Linked DNA regions of Mus musculus: region 2 is linked to region 1. The links are chromatin loops, found by intact Hi-C in ENCODE. Cell type or tissue: left cerebral cortex. All regions are shown on one strand. Links, peaks and the distances in the headings refer to the core of each region. The heading gives the core; the rest is flanking DNA.

Evidence for each region. Hi-C counts contacts between places; a loop is a spot of excess contacts. Peaks named below come from ENCODE experiments on the same cell type or tissue, not always from the same donor. Only the 100,000 strongest peaks of a DNase experiment are listed, where the experiment ranks them.
Region 2: it touches region 1 in a loop (9-fold over the local background); 29 of 42 quality-filtered maps call a loop at or near these places.

What each region holds. Positions count from the first base shown.
Region 1 is chr17:35,019,893-35,022,798 of GRCm38, forward strand. It overlaps Vwa7 (von Willebrand factor A domain containing 7), which reads left to right. Exons shown (of 17, transcript NM_138582.1): 7 at 79-248; 8 at 1,256-1,368; 9 at 1,619-1,735; 10 at 2,756-2,906. Among named protein-coding and RNA genes, the nearest start is that of Vwa7, 4.8 kb to the left of the region's middle. In left cerebral cortex, for the core only: a CTCF peak has its summit at 1,435 (motif pointing right); a DNase peak (open chromatin) is centred at 1,442.
Region 2 is chr17:35,104,501-35,107,406 of GRCm38, forward strand. No RefSeq gene overlaps it. Among named protein-coding and RNA genes, the nearest start is that of Ly6g5c, 2.3 kb to the right of the region's middle. In left cerebral cortex, for the core only: CTCF peaks have their summits at 1,661 (motif pointing left) and 2,220; DNase peaks (open chromatin) are centred at 1,674 and 2,233.

The DNA of each region.
Region 1 (2,906 bases), core at 141-2,640:
TCGGTGCTCCTGCCTGCGGGAACTGAGGCATTGGGGACGAATGCGGAAACTTCACTGCTCCTCTGACTTGAACCACAGGCTGCTGGACATCACCCCAGCTTCCAGCCTGAGCTTTGTCCTGGACACCACAGGCAGTATGGGCGAGGAAATCAACGCAGCCAAGATCCAGGCTCGCCGCATTGTGGAGCAGCGTCAAGGCAGCCCCATGGAGCCTGTTTTCTATATCCTAGTGCCCTTCCACGACCCAGGTAGCGGTGGTCTACAGGGATGATGGTGGGAAGGAGGGCCCAGGACAGAGGCTGGAGACCTCCCTCTGGTGAGGAGGTGGGCCTCAGGGCCATTCTACCTGTTGTCCTGAGTGAGCCTCTACTGGGTACCTGTGTCCATGTAGACAATAAGCTGCTTCTGCTATCTCTAAAATGGTAGGGGGCGGTTTCACAAGTCCAGTGCCTGCTTAGGCACCTGCCTCTGGCTTCCTTAGACTTCTGTGCTAATAGAATATGCCTTTTGGGTTCATTTTGTTTTAAACCATGGGTGGCTGTTTCGCTTTCATGTTGGTCTGCGTATGCACACGTATGAAGGACAGGAAAGGGTGTCAGATCCCCAGGAACCGGAGTTGGTGGTCCCGAGTCACCCAATATGGAGTGGAACTCAGGTCCTTGCCCCAGGGCAGCGACACTCTTACCTGCTGAGCCGGCTCCCCAGGCTGCTGCTGAGGTCAGAGATAAGATGAAGGTGTATGGGGAGGTTAGAGAGTACCACTCCTACATCTTCCCACTGAGCCCAAAGTCAGCTTACCTGGCCTGGCTCTACTGGTCTTACTGCACCCTTGGGCTGGCCATCTAATCCTTCTGTGCTATAGCCTCTATAAAACGGCCAGTGCGTGCATGCCTGGTTTAATCCTCCTGGATGGAGAACTCCTGCAGGGGGTAGTGTCTGATATTAAGTAGGGACTTAGTGTGTGCTTGTGGACACATGCGTCAATAACCTCATAGTACCGTGTCCGGGCGTTTACAAATGCAGGGCTCATTCAGTTCTCCCAAGGAGCCTCTCAGGTGAGTTCTATCCTTTTCTCTCATTACATTTTAAAGGTGAGGACTGGAGAAATGGTTCAGCAGCTAAGAGTACTTGCTACTCATGCAGAGGACCTGGGTTTTGGTGTTCCGTATTGGTATCCACCTCGGGGTAGAGGCTCACAGCTCCCTCATGGCCTCTATTCTCCTCATCCACCTGACCTTCCTTTCCTCTTGCCCAGGGTTTGGCCCCGTCTTTACAACCAGCGACCCGGACAGCTTTTGGCAGAAACTCAACGAGATCCATGCCTTGGGGGGTGGAGATGAGCCAGAGATGTGCCTGTCTGCCCTGGAGGTCTTGACTCTCCTTCCCTCTCCCGCCTCTCCCTTTCCCTCTTATCCTGCCCTTCCAGGCCCCGCCACCAGGGGGAGCCAAGAGCTAGCAAGGCTCCCTTCTCTTCCCCCAACCCCCTCACCATCCTCCCATCCTCTATCCTCGGTTCCATCAGCTTCCTTCCAGGGTCATGCTCCCTTGCGCTCTGCCCTCCCTGGCTCTACCCTGCTGCCCACCATTTTAAACATGAGCCTTTTTTTCTCCTGGCCAGCTAGCCCTGTTGCACACCCCTCCCCTCTCTGACATCTTTGTCTTCACTGATGCCTCACCCAAGGATGCTCTTCTTACCAACCGGGTGGAATCCCTGACTCGGGAGAGGCGCTGCAGGGTGAGCGCAGTGCTAGCAACCTGAGTATGGGAAAGAGAGCGGCCTCATGGGAGGTCACCCCCCTCCCCCGCCCCGCATCTTTAACAGAGTGGGAGGCCGTGCCCTTATTAAACGGATCCAATAAGCCATTCAGAGAACCCGTTGTGAGGGTCTCTGCAGTCACCAGGGTAGACAGAAACAAGTGAAGCAAGAAGGTTCAACATCTAGAATCTGACCCTGGGTGGTTTATTTTAGGCATTTTAAATATCCAGTGCAACTCTGGGGAAAGGTTTCCTGGTAACACTTGTCACAGTAAAGCTTTGCAAAGGACATGTGACTTCCTACTTAAGACTGGGAAACAATGCTCAAGATAAGGAAGGCCTAGGGAGGAAGAGTCTGAGATAAACCCCGAAGTCTGGAAGACTCGGTGAGGCCTGGCCCTACAGATAGCACAGAGCACAAGCTCTTAACTCCCACTTCCCCAGAGGATAGACATCTCTTCCGTTGAGGAGACAACCATTCATTCCCGGTATCTGCAGAGCTTATCTGTGAGCACAAGGACCTTTTCCCTCTGCATCAGGCAAACAAGGGCGGGCCTAGCTCTGTGGTGTCTAAATCTGATGCACTGGGTCTAATCCTTAGTACAACACACAAGAAGTAAATGCCAGTATGTATAAAGACAGAATTAAAACAAAGCCAGGAAATGAATCTCTGGGAAACTCCTTCCGAGGTGTGGTTAGAGCTCTCCCAAGGGCTGTTTCACTGGGAGGTCCCACCCACCACATCAGCATCAGCCAGGGGGCAGACAGCTCTAGAAAAAGTGGGGCAGAAGGACCTTCATTAACAATGCAGGCTGATTGGGAGGCAGAGGCAGTCAGATTTCTGAGTTCGAGGCCAGCCTGGTCTACAGAGTGAGTTCCAGGACAACCAGGGCTATACAGAGAAACCCTGTCTCGAAAAATCAAAAAAACAAAAAACAAAAAAACAATGCAGGCTGAGCTTCCTGGATACACCAAGCATTGGGTTGTCATTTGGCCACAGGTGACATTTCTAGTAACTGAAGACCCATCGAGGACTGGGGGTCGACGACGGCGAGAGGCCTTGTCTCCTCTGCGTTTTGAACCATATGAAGCAATAGCCCGGGCATCAGGGGGAGAGGTGATCTTCACCAAAGACCAGTACATCCAGGATG
Region 2 (2,906 bases), core at 290-2,789, 85 kb after region 1:
TAGGCCAATGGAGGGGAGGTCTCTAGAAAGATAGCTGTTTAAAAAAAAAAATCTTAATAAAAGGGGTGGTCTCTAAACCCTGGACAAGAACACGCCTTATCTTACTGTTGCTGACCAGCATCTAGGCCTGCACTGTTCCCGGGGTAGGTTGAAGATTTACTCCAAGCCCCATGAAGAGAAAATGTTTCCTCTAAAGCTGTCAAAACTGAGCAAGGACCCTGAGGGAGGGGGCCCAGCTATTTCAGAAAGCCGGGTCTCCACTTGTCTGACTATCCATCCATGCATGCATGCATCCATCCATCCATCCACCCTACCTCCTTATTACCATCGTCATTAACATTCAGCTAAAGGCTCTGTTTCTCTGAGTGACTTCTCTCACAGAAGCTGGCTCTCCAAGGCCGTCACCACAGCCTGCCCCTCGTGTGTGTATCTCTTGTTATCTGTGATGGCGCACATTCTGCCCTCAGATCCTGCCTACTTCATCGCTTGGCTGTTCACCTTCTGATATGCCTTGTCACAAGGCTGGGCACTCAGCATGGATGTGGTCATCTGCTACTGTCCTGTGATGACTGTTGCAGCAAAGCTGTTGTCCTAGAAACAATGGGTCTGGGCCCTGGGTCCTCACTAGCCGTCTCCAACAGCTGACAGAAAAGAAACAAGGGGCTGGGGTGGTCAGGAGATGACTCGGTGCCTCTAGCCCACCTGGAGTTGGAGTCTCAGCACTCTCATGGTGGCTCACAACTGTCTGTAACCCCACACCATCTTCTGTCTTTTTTTTTCTTCTTCTTCTTCCCTGAGACAGGGTTTTTCTGTATAGCCCTGGCTGTCCTGGAACTCACTTTGTAGACCAGGCTGGCCTCGAACTCAGAAATCTGCCTGCCCCTGCCTCCCGAGTGCTGGGATTAAAGGCGTGCTCCACCACGCCCGGCTCCATCTTCTGTCTTTTACAGGCTCTGTGTACACTGTGTACAGACACATCCATGTGTGTAAACTTTTTAAAAACATTAATAGAAAAAGAAACGAGGGCTCTAGGCACACTACAAAGAAAGGCCCACTGTCCCCTGAAACACTTCAGGGCTGTGGCCATCCCTGGCTCGTCTCATGGCCCTGAGCTCCAGAGTGACTCCTTTTCTCCCTTTGCAACAGGGACTGAACCTTTGCAGCTTCAGAGTGTGTCCTGTGCTGATCTCTGGCACTAAGTGCTCATTCACTCAACAGACATTTGCATCTTGTATCAGAGGGTGCCAGATATCTCCCCAGTCCTCCAACATTTTAGGTTTCATTCCGGCCGGGCAGTGGTGGCTGCACACCTTTAAACCCTGTCTCAAAAAACCAAAAAAGTTTCATTCTGGTTCTCAGAAACATAAACCCCAGCTCCTCCCCTTCCCACTGCTCCCCCACTCCCCACCCATCTTTCAGGGCTTCGGTTTGTCCTCCATTGGTTTCCCCCTTAGTCCTGAGATGTGATGATTCCTGGAAAGTTCTTACAGTATGGGGGTGGGGTGGGGGCACTAGAGCAGGAAGTGTCTCCTGTAATGCAATGTGGCTTAAAGAAAAAACAAACAAGTCTCAAGCCTACAACCTACCTGGGGAGAAGGAAAGAAGCAAGCAAGCCATCTAGCCGGGGCCTAGAGAAGGACATGTTTGCAGCGCCACCTTCTGTGGACGCAGCATTAATCGCTGAGCACCCACTGGTGCACTGGCTCCAAAAAAAAAACGGGTGTCCATGCCTGCCAATCACCTACGGGGCTGCGTTTGTAGGGGGGCCAGCCAGAGCAGATGCTCTGTGAGCCGTGGAGTGGGGACTCTGAGCACTGAGTCTGTGGGCGTGGAGACTGGATGTCTGACCTGCAGCCCAGCTTCGCTGCACACAAAGAAAGGTCCTGGTCACTTCTTTGTGCAAGTCTGCTCCGCCTCTTTCATCCCAACTTCTGGTTCTGCCTGACACCAAACCTGTCCATCAGTTTTAACCCTGAATCTACCGTAAAGCTCAGGGTTATGGTTCCTGTCATCCCAGTTTAGGGAGACTATGGCAGGAGGGTCAGTCCAAGGGGAGCCTGGGTTACTCAGGCCAGATCTGTTACAGAGTCAGATCTTGTCTACAAGTTTTAAAAAACAAAACAAATAAACAAAAAACCACAATATTTACTTCTATCCATTCATAACAACTCCGACATCACCTCGCTTCCAAAAACCTATGTCACCATCTTATGACTAAACTTGGGAATTGCACTCTGGTCTGGTTTCACACCCTATACTATGGATTTAACCTAGGTCTGTGATGTATGCTAGGCTAAGCAAGCAACACAACTAACCAGGCTGGCCTCAGATTCACAGTGATGACAGAATTAAAGGTGTGTCCCCACACACCCAGCTTATTTTACTTTTATTTTGAGACAAGTTTACACGAAATTATCCAGGCTCCTTTTGGACTTGTAGCTCAGTCAAGTCCTTTTTTTTTTTTTTTTTTTCTTTTTTCGAGACAGGGTTTCTCTGTGTAGCCCTGGTTGTCCTGGAACTCACTCTGGAGACCAGGCTGGCCTCGAGCTCAAAAGTCTGCCTGCCTCTGCCTCCCAAGTGCTGGGATTAAAGGCGTGCACCACCATCAGTCAAGTCTTAAAACCTGCAGTCCTCCTGAGCATCCGAGTAGCTGGAAAGACAGGCCAGTGCCAGTAGGCAGACTGGCTTCTGCTCTTAACCCCTTTATTATCCAGGATGCAACAAAGGCAGAACTTTACAAAACATCTGGCCACATTACCTCTCTGTCTTAACCTTATGGGATTCATAGCCGCTATGTCTCAAGATCTCCATGCCAGGATCCAGGTCAGAAACTTGTCTCTCCCAGCCTCCAGATTAGGATCACACGTGATCCTTCCAATTCTGGATTGTAGTTCATTCCAGATATA